Linked DNA regions of Homo sapiens: region 2 is linked to region 1. The links are chromatin contacts, found by Hi-C in ENCODE. All regions are on one chromosome and are shown on one strand. The core of a region is the stretch at or near the end of the contact, and the rest is flanking DNA. Distances in the headings are between cores, read along the strand shown. Region 1 overlaps PBX1 (PBX homeobox 1). Region 2 has its middle 240 kb from the start of PBX1.

Evidence for each region. A loop is a pair of places that touch in the nucleus more often than their neighbours do. Pooled maps may share reads with other maps.
Region 2: a map of MCF 10A shows a loop between it and region 1 (7-fold over the local background). The contact joins two enhancer-like sites. A Hi-C loop is called at or near these places in 5 of 168 maps with a recorded cell type or tissue (A673, MCF 10A, Right ventricle myocardium inferior and 2 more) and 8 of 50 pooled maps.

What each region holds. Positions count from the first base shown.
Region 1 is chr1:164,783,058-164,790,517 of GRCh38, forward strand. All of the region lies in intron 2 of PBX1 (PBX homeobox 1), which reads left to right. Among named protein-coding and RNA genes, the nearest start is that of PBX1-AS1, 12 kb to the left of the region's middle. Within about 2 kb of position 4,419, at least 14 of the 41 ENCODE cell types and tissues checked have a DNase peak (open chromatin) inside an H3K27ac peak, as active enhancers do.
Region 2 is chr1:164,317,586-164,325,045 of GRCh38, forward strand. No RefSeq gene overlaps it. Among named protein-coding and RNA genes, the nearest start is that of PBX1, 240 kb to the right of the region's middle. Within about 2 kb of position 3,851, at least 7 of the 41 ENCODE cell types and tissues checked have a DNase peak (open chromatin) inside an H3K27ac peak, as active enhancers do.

The sequences.
Region 1 (7,460 bases), core at 3,169-5,668:
AAGTGGTTCCCAGAAGGGTCTTCCAGCCTCAGAAAGACCGAGGCTTCCAGTGTGAGCTCTGCCAGGCCAGGAGGATGGTGTCGCCTCTGGCTCAGGGGAGACTAGGGTTGAAGACTGTGGCATCTCCTCTGAGTGAAGACTTAAGAAGCTGCAGGATCCTTAATGTACTTGGGCAAATAGCAAGAAAGGACTATAAAGAGGAGAAAAGATGAGAGAAAGAAGACCTTTTGAAATGTATTCTATTGGCTGAGGATCTATGGATTCCTTAGCCTTTGACGGTATCAGTGTGAGCTTGCCTGGAAGCATAGGTCAGTAAGGTGGGGGTGGGGGGTGTCTGTGTGCATTTGTGTGCGTGCGTGTATGTGTGTATGTATATTCTTGGCTTATCCTGGTTTCTTCTGTGTTGTTGATTCCTAACGCGCAGAAAAACCAAACTCTTAACTCTAAATCTATCCTGCTTTTTTATTCTTCCCAAAGGGATCTTTATCAGTGAGATTGATTCAGATTTAACCAAAAATCTAAAATCTATCAGTCACCAAGCACTACTGTGTGCTTTTGTAAAAATAACCTTATTTAATCCTTAGTAAGAATTAAGGCATAGGTGAAGTCGTGTAGTAGGAGTCTTGGGCCTGGCTTTGAACCTAGACACCCAAGGCCTGTTTTAGTGTACGTTTTTTTTTGTGCCATGCTGTGGCACTAACAGAAGAAAGCTCGTGCCCATACTTATACTTTTCTAGGTATTAAAATGTGGTAGGACAAGGAAATCTATCATGTATTAGCTCTTGCCAGAAAGCAGGCAATGTGCTAGGTGCCTCACTGAGACTCGGAACTGCAGAACATTTTTACCTCAAGGCTAAAGAGTATTGAGAAACTTCTGTTTTCTCTATGGTTGCTTCCTTTAGGAAATACCATTGTAGAGAGAAGCTTTCATCTCCACGGAATGCACAGCAAGTTGCCGACCAATGGCTCCACATTTTTCATGCTTTTTATGTGTAACTAAGAAGGAAACTGTTCCTTGTATCATGGGTTACCACAGGCAATCCAGGTCTCACACACCCTTCCCTGGCCCTGGTCCTGGTCCTGGCCTTCTGTCTTTCCGATGGCTTTCCCCCTTTCCTCATACCTCTGGGTATGTCAGTCTAAGGCCAAAGCTTGTGTAAGTCATGCCCTCCTACCAACTTCTGTAGCTCCTGTTTAGGCAAAGGGGTTTCCCGAGCAGCAGTCCAGACTTGAGCTATTAAGGACCAAAGCCCCTCGCCCAGGCAGCCGGCACCCATCCAGAAAGGCAGGGGCCTATCGCCCAGCACATTAGCTTTCTCCCTGCCAGCTGGCCCAGGGAGGCGCAGCGTGCCAAGTGGGGAACGTGTGAATGGGATCCATGCCCATGCATCCCCTGAGAAGTAGAAAATGCACGTGACCAGAACCGCCAAAACCTAACCCAGGGAAAAAGATGACAAGAAAAACTTGGTGTGTTTCTCTAAAGACAACCACAAAACATAAACAAACAAACAAAAACCTAAAACTGTCTCAAGAGTGTCATATAATTTTGTTTTCATCTCTTGCCCTAAAACCTCACACAAAGTTTTACACATTGTGGCTGTTGGCTAAATGTGAAAAACGAGTGAATCTAAGAGCTCCTCGCAGGACCACGTTTATTTGGAAAGTCAGCACGGTGCCTGGCACCATAGTAAATGCTCAATAAATATTCCTGGGCTGAAACATTTGAGGGCCGCAAATTCTTGCCTTTGTTTGACTAAATCCTTCAAATCCCTGAACTTGGTTCATTTACTAAATCCTTCAAATCCCTGAACTTGGCCTACCTGCTTGGCAAACCAAGAAAAACAGTTGGAATGGCTTAAAAACAATAATATCTTACCTTCAATACAAATCCCCCACTTTAAGAAACCCTGGACCTAGATTAAGTCCCACCTCGGTGTCTCTGAGATTCTAGAGGGCTGAGAGACAACCCGGGGGAACAAGGGTGGCTTTCAACATTTGGAGATTTCTTAAACTACAGCTTCTCATCTGAAGAGGCCGCTCCAGGCCTACTGCAGCATCCAGGGTCTCCACTTGGGGCTGGAAGGTGTCAACTCGGGTGGTAACTGCTTTCCCTGTATAATCAGAAGCGCTGACTGACACCTATCAGTAATGCTGACTTGTAAAATTTAGAAAACAGAATCATCAGTCATTTCTATTTGTTTGATGAATAACTCTTTAAAAATCACCATTAAAAAAGGCATTTCACATCAAACAGAGAGATTGAGAATAAGGAGTGAAGAACACGAGGACCTGCTGCCCTGAGTTTCAAGACACTAACAGAAGATTTGGGTCCCACCTTTGGTTGAGAAGAATCAAATTAGAGCATAGTTATTTTTCAACTTGAGGAGGTTCCGGGCTGTGGATATATTGTGCTTATAGGAAGTAAACAAAATCAGAGGAAGAAGTGTATGTGCATCAGTTGGATGCACACAAATCTTCAGATTTTCAGTTGTTATCCACCCACCCTGGCAATCTCATGTACCCACAAGCCTCAAAGCAGTTGGTGTCCTGTGTCCGAGGGACTGGAGGAGCGTAAACCATGGGCTTCTTGAAGTCGGAGCCCATATCTGGGTCATCCAAGGTCCCAGGATCCAGCTCATTCCTGTCACCTTGGAGGTACTTGAGCAGTAATTTGTTTGATTGCACTGAGCGTTCCTCAGAGGGCCTGTTTGTGGAGACAACCTCTATGTGGCCCCTTGGCTGCCAGGCCCTGTCAGCCCTCACAGAGTGCTTCTTCCCCAGGTACCAGTCAGGAACCAGGCCTTTCCCAGCACCCAGAGCCTTTGTCACCGGTAATGTTGGCTTCCTGGGGTCATACCAGGCTGGGTCCAGGAAGCTCTGGCTTAATGCCAGTGTAGTTTTGCTTGTTTAGAATTGTCAGATTTGATAAGGCAGATTTGACAGTTTTTTGAAGTGGATATGGAAGAGGTGGCAGAGAGAACAGCCTTCTACCCAACAGCATGCTGGCTCTGGTACAACTTGTAACTGGAATGCAGGGGGAAAGAGAGCACATACAGGGAATTGGCTGCCTGGCTGAGAACAGGAAGCTGAGGCACAGATCCTTGGATCTCACCAGCCCGTATCTTCCCTCCTTGATTCTTTATTATATTGCTCTTAAGAAATATTGGAACAGACATTTAGTGTCAGGGGCCCTGTGAGGTTGTGTGGGGAACCGCCTTTCAGGAGTTCACAGTCTTGCTGGCAAGATGGTAGGTGTGCCCTGGCATGTCCTGAGATGCCCCATGGCTGTGGTCTAGGCAGTACGTGCCCTGGTGCCTCAGAGGCTTAGAGATCATTTTCGGCTCTTCTCGTCAGGGCAGATTTCATGAAGGATTTTGAGCTGAGATTTAAAATGAAATAGGACTGTAGTAAGTGGATTTCTGTGGCTGAGAAAGAAGAGGGCATTCTATCACCCAATACAGTGGCTCTAACCATGATGGTGGAAAGAGGTAATGGGAAAGGACCAGATTTAGAGAAATTAAAAGAAATTAGGAAATCAATAGAAAAAACTTCCTTCTTTCCATTACTATCTGATTGTTTTCTTCTTGGCCAGAGTATCGGTGTGCCTTGGGCATCAGAAGAGACTGTGTGTGTGTGTGTGTGTGTGTGTGTGTGTGTGTGTGTGCGCGCGCACACACACACACGCACAGAATAGATATCACATCCATGTAGCTGCCTGTTGTGAAAAGGATTCAGAACTCCAATATTGTAGAGGACTGAAGTGTCTGAGAGTTAAAGATCTAGAGTTCAGTGTCGGCTGTGTCTCATTTGCTTTGATTTTGGGGAAATGTGCTTTGCCTTTATAATCTTCGGTTATCTGCTATGTAAGTTTGGAACATTACTTCATGTTTTGTAAGGTGATGTAATTCAGTGCGTGCAAGTACTTTATGAACAAATAAAAGGTATAACTCTGATGCTCTCAGGAAGCAAGCATTTTGCTCTTTTCCTAAAACTGCATAGCTGACTTGGGAATGAGGCGGGGAGAGCTGGTCTCTCTTTTCTAACTCTTCTGGTAGGATGTGGTAAAGACTGAGCTCCTGGGCAATAGAACACTCTGCATGGAGGTTTGTGCCTACAAATCAAACAAAGAGATCAGCCAGAGAGAGCCTGCCTTTTTGCACACACCGTTGGGAGGCTACCTTGTGCCTTTCCCCAGACCACCTGCCTCTGCTTTCTGTCTTGTTCTTTATCTGTTTCTCTCTCTCAGCTCAGCTTTGGGCCCCTGGACTGTTGTCCAAATCTGAAGACCACCCTCCCTGTAGATCTGCCCTCCTCCCCTCCCAACCTGCCCCCACCTGTGGAAGTTTGAATCTGAGCAGAGGCATTCCCCCAGCATGAACCTGGACACTTGACTGTCCGCCCGCCTGGAGAACCAGTCCTTGGTGAAGAAAGAGTGCCCTCTAGTGGGCATTGGCTGGAGCTGCTCCGGACCCACGTCACTCAGCCAAGGACAAAACAACCCGCCACACGGCCCTCCCGCCAAGGATGATCTTGACTATGCCTTTGGGTTTGGTTTGTTTTTCTCCTTGTGTGAAGAAAAAGAAAGAAAGAACAGCAGGAGACAAGTGGTGAGAGCAGCTCCCACAATGCTGTGACAGTCCCTTTATCTTAGGACTTTTACCAAAGAATTAACCCCAGGGCAAGCGATGGCAGCAAGGTACATGTGACATCAGAAGCTTTTTAAAGGACTTGTGACAATTCCTGTATAAATCACCTACCTGTCTCAACTGGTCTCTTCCATAATTGGGTGGATTTGTGGGAAGGAAACTCTTTCTGTAAGAATGATTACCAAATGGGTTAAATATCTTCATGGGCGCAACCCCTCTGCAGATTGCATATCCACTGCAATCAATGACATTTTTCGGGTAGTGGACGCGTCCGGGCCTGCCTGGCCATTAAAACCCTATATGCATGAGGACAAACAAGGGATTTGGCCCTTTAAAACCTATTTCAGAAAAAAGCTGCTGGGGTGGGGAGGGAAGAGATGAGGGGGAGGGAGAGAGCGCAGGGCACCCATCAGGGAAGCAGGAACCTGATCATATGTGATGGTTGCTGGATTAGGTAACAGCTCCGCTGGTTGAAATTGGATCTTGGAGGATGAGTGTTAACATCTCTGGTGTCCTGGCGAAAGGTTCATTTGAGTCTTGCATGGTGCTGCAGAGATAAAAAGGAGCTTTTAAATAATCATTTTGTCTCCTACTCACCAGAGTACTGGCTTCCAGCAATAAATAGGTAGCATCAGTTCTGCTTAGACATATCACCCTTTTCATTTATTTATTTAATGTTGGTGTTTTTTTTTTTTTTTAACCGCCGAGCTGAACAGTTTGTGTATCAGTGAATCCCAACACCCATTCTTAATAGTGGTATATTTGGATTCTCCTTGCGCTGGCTACAAATATGAGCATGCAAGGTTGTTTATTGGTCCATCCCTGTCCCCTCCAAGCATTACAGACACAGCCCAAATCCACCAGAACTGAATTTTCTATGCAAAATAGTGCAAGATGGTTTTCTTTTAAGGTTTTCCCTTGTTCATATTGTTCCTTAAAAAAATTTTTTTTGGGTTTTTGCACAATCATTTTCTATTTTCATAATTTGAGTATAATTTAAAGGGTGTAATTTGGAAATGACTGTTGTTGGTTTTTCTACCCGCCGCCCTCCCCCCCCCGCCCTTTTCTTTTCATTCTTTTGTTTTCTTCAGAACTCTGATTGGGGACCTATTTATGTGTCTTGAACTCTAAGTGTAAATGCAAGCAATATTTATGCCGTGGTGCATTGTATCTATCTTATCAATTTCTAATTGGCCACATTTAGAAACTAAGTCTATTAACTCATAGTGAATTCAAATTTCTTTTTAGGGAGTATTTATTTGCAGGATTCACAAAATGATGTGAAAGCTAAGCGAAATACTAACACTTTCTTGCCCCAGCCAACCCACCACCACTGCGCCCAATTAAATGTATCCTTCATACCTGAAAGAAAAGAGGCAGTATGCTTTATGCTTTAAGCTTTGCAACCCTCCTGAAACTTCCATGGCGGGTAGGGGCTTGCAGTTTATCCTTTCAGTGTTCTTTGCCAGCCTTGACAATTTCCTTTCTTATTTTATTTAAAACCAGTTAGATTTGAAGGCCAAGAAATGTATTAATTAGGAGGTGTGTAGAGTTTGTGTGAAATTGTTTGTGCTTCCCATTGACTATTTTAAAAAGATGGTGTTTTAAAAAGATGGAGCAGAGGCATGAAACTGAGAGGGGTTGGAAAGAGGAAATATTCTCAGAGGTTAATATTAGGTATATGGGAAATATTCATAGTGATGTGTGCGTGATCACCTGTGTAGCTCCTGGAGGAGCGAGGATCAGAACTGTCTCTCTGCCTTGCCTCTCCCTTCTTTCATACCTCACTGAGTTTGGCTGGAGGAATAAGCTGATGGAATGAATGAGGCCGCTTGGGGTACCCATGTGATTGGAGGAGGTAGGATACTTGATGTCAGCTCAAGTAGGCAGTGCTTAACACTAGCCCTGGCAAGGCAAGTCCTGACCATTAATAGGACATCATTCTTTTTTGCTTTGCTGTTGTTGTTGAGACCAGAGGTTGTCCTAAAATCTCTCAGTGTTGGGCCGCATGCAGGACCAGTTGGGTGTGGAGTAGCCAGGTGGACCCACTTGAAGGCATTAACACCCAGCTGAAGGGTTACCAGCCTCAGCTTCGTGGGGAATGTTCCTGCCAGCCGTGGGGGCTTACGGCCTCTTCTGAAGGAAGTATATTGGACATGAGATTCAGTGAGCGAATGAGAGAGTAGAATTTTGCCCCAGCACAATGTTTTGAATAATCGAGCTAAAGTGAAACAACTATATTTATTAATGGCTCAGAGGCGATTCTTTTTTTTTTCTAATTTGTAAATGACCCATAAATTTCTTTGTGGATAAGGCTATTAAAATTTATCATATAAAGAGAAACAACCACATAGAGGTGAAGGAGAGGCTGCTGGGCGCTGCTGCCAGATGTTTGGATGCCCCGAGATTCTTTTCGGTGCCTTTAGGGCCTGGTATTCAGGGCATGGTTACAGCAGCCATCTACTTTCTTAAGGAAACCTTTGTTAGTGGCAATTTGTTCTTCAGAGTGCTTCGGAGATTTAAGTAAATAAATTTAAGAAACAATAACGTGACTAAATCCTTATTGTGCAAAGATCAGCCAAAGGAGCAGTTTCCCATTCAGTCTCCTGAGCCTACAAAGGAAGGATTTTATTGGAAAAAAAAGTCCACAAAATAAACCTCAATGACCTCCTAACCTTTTGCCGTCACCACTATGGCAATTTTGTTTTTGTGTAGCAGAATATTACATATTCAGGTTTGAAGAGAGAAGATCATGACGTGGTAGTGTTGTGGTTTGCGTCTAGGGTGCAGGCTTCCTTCTTTTCTCCTTCCCAG
Region 2 (7,460 bases), core at 2,601-5,100, 470 kb before region 1:
ATACTATATTCAAGATTCTTAAAAGTCTTTCTATAAAAGTAATTATCACCCATTTTTATTAATAAAGCCTGAAGCAAGTGAGATTGTTTTAAAAAAATCCAACACTCAATAAGTAACCAGCTTACTGAATCACAATGATAGGGTATAATTCCCTGTCCTCACACAATTTAAAAGTAAACTACATCTTAAAAGAATAAATATATAAATCACTGTATCTATTATGATCTTATCCTCTTTCAATACGATCAAGGATTTCACATTGTTGTCGGCTTTTTTTCTATACAGCAGTCAATAACAACACTTGACTGAGAGAAGTGACAGTCTTCGTATGACTATTTCTTAGCCACCTAAATATTATCCAGAAATAAAATAGAAGAAAACTTCTGAAAAAAAAAGATTTTGAGAGGCAGATACAAATCAATCAGCATACTGGAATGTGGATCGCCAAAACTCGAGAGCAGCAATTTTCAACCATTGGTGAATTAATAGTAATCAATTCTACTATTGTGTGATATACATGAATACTTCTTTGCATACACATACTGCAGAGTGCAGCATAATTTAGTGAAAAGGTAATAGCACGTGGAGTAAGGGAAAAAAATCAATTCCTCCTTTTCTATTTGTGGGCCAAATGATTTCATTTAAGTCACTTAATTCTGACACTCAGTTTCCTGTAAACTGTAAACTCTAAAATGCAGATTACAATACTCATCTTGTCTACCCAGGTTATTGTGAAAATCAAATGAATTAATATACGTAAAAAATATTGGAATATTCACTTTCTATATCTTTATAATAGCTATTTAAACATTCAAATCTAGATGATATGAAACTGTGGGGGTTTTTTTGGGGTGTTTTTGTTTTTTGAGACAGAGTCTCACACTGTCACCCACGCTGGAGTGCAGTGGCTCCATCTCAGCTCACGGCAAGCTCTGCCTCCTGGGTTCACGCCATTCTCCTGCCTCAGCCTCCCGAGTAGCTGGGACTACAAGTGCCCACCACCACGCCCGGCTAATTTTTTGTATTTTTGGTAGAGATGGGGTTTCACCATGTTAGCCAGGATAGTCTCGATCTCCTGACCTCATGATCCACCCACCTCGGCCTCCCAAAGTGCTGGGATTACAAACGTGAGCCACCACGCCTGGCCCGTTTTTTTGTTTTTTTGTTTGTTTTTTGTTTGAGACGGAGTTTCACTCTTTCGCCCTGGCTGGAGTGAAGTGGCATGACCTCAGCTCACTTCAATCTCTGCCCCCCGGGTTCAAGAGATTCTCCTGCCTCAGCCTCCTGAGTAGCTGGGATTATACACGCCCACCACCACGCCTGGCTAATTTTTGTATTTTTAGTAGAAACAGGGTTTTGCCATTTTTGCCAGGCTGGTCTCGAACACCTGACCTCAAGTGATCTACCAGCCTTGGCCTCCCAAAGTGCTGGGATTACAGGCGTAAGCCACCATGCCTGGCCTGAAACTGTGTTTTGAGGTCACTGGTAGACAGTATTAGCAGAATGATATTTTTTATCTATGTGGAAAAAGTGCAGATGAGGAAACGAATGATAAAGCAACCATAACAATTTATGTAAGAATTTCTAGAATCTTGATGCTGACCATCAAACTTCTTCCCGTCCTACCATTAATGACTTGCTTTGGACCTTTTAGTATAGATGGCTCTTCCATTTATCATAGTAATCAAGCTAGGATTTCAACAAAATTAAAGCTAGAAGGCATCTCTCTGAGATATTTGAGTATTATACTCTGTCTTCCTATCTAGTGCAGTTTTCCATACTTGATTAAACATGGTTATTAGAAAGCGCTGCTAATTTTTTGCCTTGTTTTAATTCCTATGACTCGAATAATCTAAGTATCATATCCAAAATGGTATATATTTACTTATTTTATATATGTATCATATATATGCACATATATATGATACATATATTTCTCCTCTAAGCTTATACGATCTCACATTGTTGCTTGAAGAGTCCACCTACATACATTTACCCAAATACAAGGTTGGTACCTTTATGGCCTGTGTTCTCAGAGACTACTGGGAGTTAAGGCAGCAGATGTTCCATGATATACATCAGATGTACAACTCTGGGACCTAAGTTTGTCCTATAAAATTGCACAACAAAGCCATCACCTTGTGGAGGGATGGGAAGGAGTAGGAACAACAGATGGGCAGAATAGAACAAATCAGGGTTAGAGACCAGACCCTTGAGCAAAAACCTCAGGATCTCCTGGCACCCCTACCATTTTCTTGTGGTGGCTTTGGCAGATCTCCTTCCTTCCTTCCAGGTTGAGGAGGGAGGAGAGGAGAGAGTTCTGCATTTAAGGTGGGGGATTTGGGAGTCATTGACTGCTGCACTCAGATTAATTTTCCTCCAACTCTGTGGATCTTAGGCGGCAGAACCAGGACATTGAAAGTTGCCTGCTATGACTGGATTCTCTACCAAATGCAAAAACAAAAACCCCTCTGTTATCAAGAAGTCACTTTTTTCAATAGTATTTCTCTAATGATCACATATTGTTTCCCAGAAAGTGCTCCTAAATTATTTAGGAGGAACAGCCTGTCACCCCATGCATTAAGATTTGCCAATGCAGGTACAATTCCTAAGTTATATGCGATCTCATCCCTTTGGCTTTGGGAGGGAAACCGACAACAAAGGGATTTTTTTTTTGTCTGTTTGTTTGGAAGGGTTGCTTTTATTTTTGTGTGAAGAGAAAATGATGAGGATTGTTTCCTAAGGTGGAATTACAAATTACAGAAATCGGCTATTTCCTCTAACCTAGACTTGAGCTATTATCATAATATGATCAGTGCTAAGCAAACACAGGAATAAAGAAAACATTTCATAATAATTAGTTGTGGACATTTTTAAAAGTGAAATAATGCTCTGGCCTTTAATCAGGGCAATAGCCTGCGGGTGAATGAAAAGAATAGCAAAAGAAAAAAAAAAATAGAAGAAGGTGACATTTCAGAGAGCCAGAATAGTGAAGAGGGGAACGGAATGTAGGGAAGGATCATGAGACAAGAATATGAGGGGAAACAGAAGATAGAATGGAATAGAAGGGAGGGGAAAAGGAAAATATGGGAGGTAAAGGAGGGGGTAAGGAGAGAGGCAAACAGGGAAGAGATTGCAGGTAAAAATAAAACAGAAAAAGCCCAGGTGGAATTCATGCAAACTGTTCTCATCAACACTGCTACTCCCTCCTGTCACTGGAACTGTCAAACAGGCTCCGCTCGTAATGAAAGGAAAAATATTTTATTCAGATTTATTAATTTGAAAATGAAGCCCGCCTGTCGAGAGGGGGACAGTTCTTCTCAATCTGTCATCGTTGAACCACACGCTCCTGACACCGGGATTCATTTGTCTTGTCGGCTCTGACAGTTGGATTCTCCCAGAGCTCTTCCTAGTGGATCGCCCTGGGATTTTAAACCGGATGAAACACATTCCGACAAGGAACAGCCTCTTTATTAATGCAAATTACATGAGGAGGAGAGAAAAAAAGAGAGAAAGAAGAGAGACGCCAGCAGCCGCTGTGGTGTTCTTATCCCTGTATCAGTCATTTGTTATTTACATTTATACACATTTTTCAGTTTTAATAAAAGGAGACCCGGATTTTCAGTGACATTTATGGACAGTTTGTTTCAAAAAAAATGATGCCATCACTATAATTGTATGCAAAAAAAACTGCGCCGTGTTCCCCTCTGTTGTGTGCGCCGCGTCCGGGGAGCCTGGGCCGTGCCTCCCTGGCGTATGCAGGTCGCCGGCGCAGCCGCCAGCTCCGGGGGCCGCGCTTCCAGCCACCCGCAGCCGGCGGGGCCCGCCGGGCAGCACGGGAATCGCGGAGCGCGGCAGCTCCCCTGCGCGCCGCCGCCGCCCTGCTCCTGGCCTCTGCAGGCGCCTGGGCTGCTCCACCTGAGAGCTGCGCAGGGCGGTCTGGCGGTGGCTGCTGCCCACATAATCCGACCCAAAGGCCCTTGGCTTCAATGCAAATCCCGGAGCTGAATCGCCAACAACCCAGGGCCCACTTCCCATTACGCACCAGTGGCACCGTGCCTGGGGCCTTCGGTACTTGGAGGAGCCCACGAAAATGTTTCCGTTTTAATTTATGTTAAAATCAGAAGAAATAACAGTAGGTAGAAAATAATGAAGCCAGCTTGGACTGCATGTGTTTTTCTGCCAAGGCAGTCATAAAAGGTCATGTTTATTACTTTGTTTTTATCTATTTATTTTTTCTTTTGAGACGGAGTTTCACTCTCGCCCAGACTGGAGTGCAGTGGCGCAATCTTGGCTCACTGCAACCTCCGCCTCTTGGGTTCATGCGATTCTCCTGCCTCAGTCTCCCGGGTAGCTGGGATTACAGGCGCCCGCTACCACGCCCAGCTAATTTTTTGTATTTTTAGTGGAGACAGAGCTTTGCCATGTTGCCCAGGCTGTTCTCAAACTCCTGAGCTCAGGCGATCCACCCGCCCCGGCCTCTTGTGCAAGACGTTGGGACCAACTGACAAAATGGTGACCATTATCGCCCACTTTCAAGAAGACTTCAAGGAGATCCATAGCCTGGATTTACATTTCAAAACCTAGAAGGTACACCATGTATGGGAGCTCTCCAGGCCGCCTTACAGCCTTCTTGGGCCTTTTGCCTTCATGGACCTCTTCTTCCATGGGAGGCCAGGGCGGGTGGATCACGAGGTCAGGAGTTCAAGACCAGCGTAGGCCGGGCAGGGTGGCTCACGCCTGTAATCCCAGCACTTTGGGAGACTGAGGCGGGCAGATCACCTGAGGTCAGGAGTTCGAGACCAGCCTGGCCAACATGGTGAAACCCCATCTCTACTAAAAATACAGAAATTAGCCTGACCATGGTTGTCTCATCTGGTGAGATGAGGGGCAGAGAGAGCCCACTCTGGGATTCTGGAGAGCCAGATTTTTATTCCAGCTCAGTCGCTGGCTAGTGATGCAGCCCTGGACATGTCACATCCAAAGCTTGGTTATTGCCATGCAAGAGAGCAGTAAGGCTGGGGAATCCCTTAGATGGCCTCCCACTCTTCCACTGAATGGTTCTCGGATTCCTCAGTAGAATGACTAAACCTGATAGAGTAACACGGTTCTGATCTTCCTATAATATCTCTAAAATTCTCCACGGCAAAGTGGGAAAAGCATGGTGTAGGGCCCAGAGACTTAAGTTACAGTGGAGAATTAGCTGTTAGCTAAGGGGTAACCTTAGGAAAATTGTAGTAACTTCTCCAAGTCTGTTTCCTGATCTGTAAAAAGTAAGGGTTACACTGGATCAGTGATACTCAAACTGTGGTCCCAAACCAGCAGCATCTGCATCACCTGGAAACTTGTTAGAAATACAAGTTCTTGAGCCTCTACTCAGTCCTACTGAGTCAGAAACTCTGGGGGTGGGGGGTGACAAACTGTACCTTAACAAGGATGTTTTGACATCAATAAAGTTTGAGAACCACTGCACTAAATGCTAAGGCCCTTTGCAGCTCTGTGGTTGTGATTCCAAATATGGTGCAGTTATCCCTTCACATCTATGGTATTTAAATTACATTCCTATTTTAGGAATAAACTGAATAGGTAAGCTTTGCTAGTTTCTATGGGTTAGAATTTTACTTATTTCCTAATATTTAGGATCTTTATTAAAGAGTCTTGAGGAGAAGTTGGAAAGGGGTATTAAACTGGCAAAGGTCATGCAGTGCTTGAATTTCTCTAAATTCTTAAATCTAGATCACTATCTAAACGTGAAACGTTTTTATCCATGCATGACAGCCTTAAAACAGGTAACTCCCTTCATTCTCCCTAAAAAATGTCCTTCCAATTAAATGAAAGGCAAAGACAAGACAAATAACCAAAAAGGCAATGAGAATTTCAGTGATGTGTAAGCATACAATTAATGGAAGTAGGGGGAAAATTGTCTTCTGCCTGGTAAAGCAACACAAAAGACTACACCTAGCCAACAACCACATGTAAAACAAATGCTTGGACCAGTGCACATTCAGCATCAGGGTGTATATGTTTGTTTAATGATGTCTCCACGGTCTGTAGAATTAATATTTAATAGCACTTGTCAGCAAGATTCTATACAAGGGTTTGTTCTGCCTTTTTTTAACGCTTGTTAGTGATTGTGTCTTCCTGGGTTGTTCTTCTTTAATATTAGAATTACTCTTTGCATTGGCAGCAATTTTTTACTACTTTCAATTTTGCATTATTTGGCGGGTGTGGGAGATAAGGCATAGGCAACAGAATTTTAAAGACCTTTAGTGCTGCTTCTCTTCTCAGTCATAATACACTGGGCGAAAGCAAGGTTTTTTGTTTCTTGTTGTTTTTACTAGTAGCACAGGACCTATCATATAGTATGCACTCAAAAATGTTTATTGTTTCATTACTACTATTATCACAGCTATCAACATTAGCAAAGAATTGGGCTTCTAATAGTAGGCAGATGGTCAAGTTACATATATCACAAAGATATGATTTTGGTTTGACTCTTCTATCTCAAAGTTATTTGTCCTAATTCTAAATGGAATATCATACTGTGATATTAAAGAAAACACAATTAGCAAATTATGTAGTCTAAATCCCATGTCCATGATCAGGAATGCTTTGAGATTTTGTTTTTTTCCAGGGTATCCTGAAGTGGCAAGTACCCTGGACTAGAAGTCAGCAATTCTGGGTTTATAATATGAAAACTGGAGCAGGTCATTTTAACTCCCTGTCCTCTTAGCCTGTTTCAGTTTAGTCATAGCATATTTTACTATCAGATATTATAGATTCTTGCTTGCTTGCTCATCCTTGTGCCTATTTGCTTGGTTACTTGCTTGTCTTCCTTTCCATTGGAGTGTAAGCTCCAACAAGTCAAGAACTTTGTGTTGTCCAATAGGTGTGCAATGTCTTTCTCTCCCTCTCTTTGATGCTTTGAGTACACTCGCAGGTATATGTGAAACTCTTATAGATATTAGATGAATGACTGAACAGATGAATATACATATATGTGTATATACATGTATGTGAGTATATATATATATATTTCCTGTGCCTGTGACACTAGCACTTATATATACCTATATATAGGTATATTCATATTCATAGATATATATATATAAATATATATATTCATGTGTGCTAGTGCCGCAGGCACAGGAAAAAATATGAGGGCTTTGGACCCAGGCCAACCTGGTATAGAACTTGATTCCCCCAATAAACAGCTGTGTGACCTTGGACAGGATGACACAGGCAACAACATCTACCATGGAGGGCTGTTGTAAAGACCAGAGACAGGGGCTAACAGTGTTTATCACTGTGCCTGACCGATAGTAGGTGCTCGATAAATGTTAACTATTGTTTCATTTATGGTTTCAAATAAGTTGTGCACTTCATTACACAGTCAGGTCTTCTACTTCTTTATGTATCTTAGAGTCTCTGGCACATCAAAGGACAAATAGTAGAAGCTT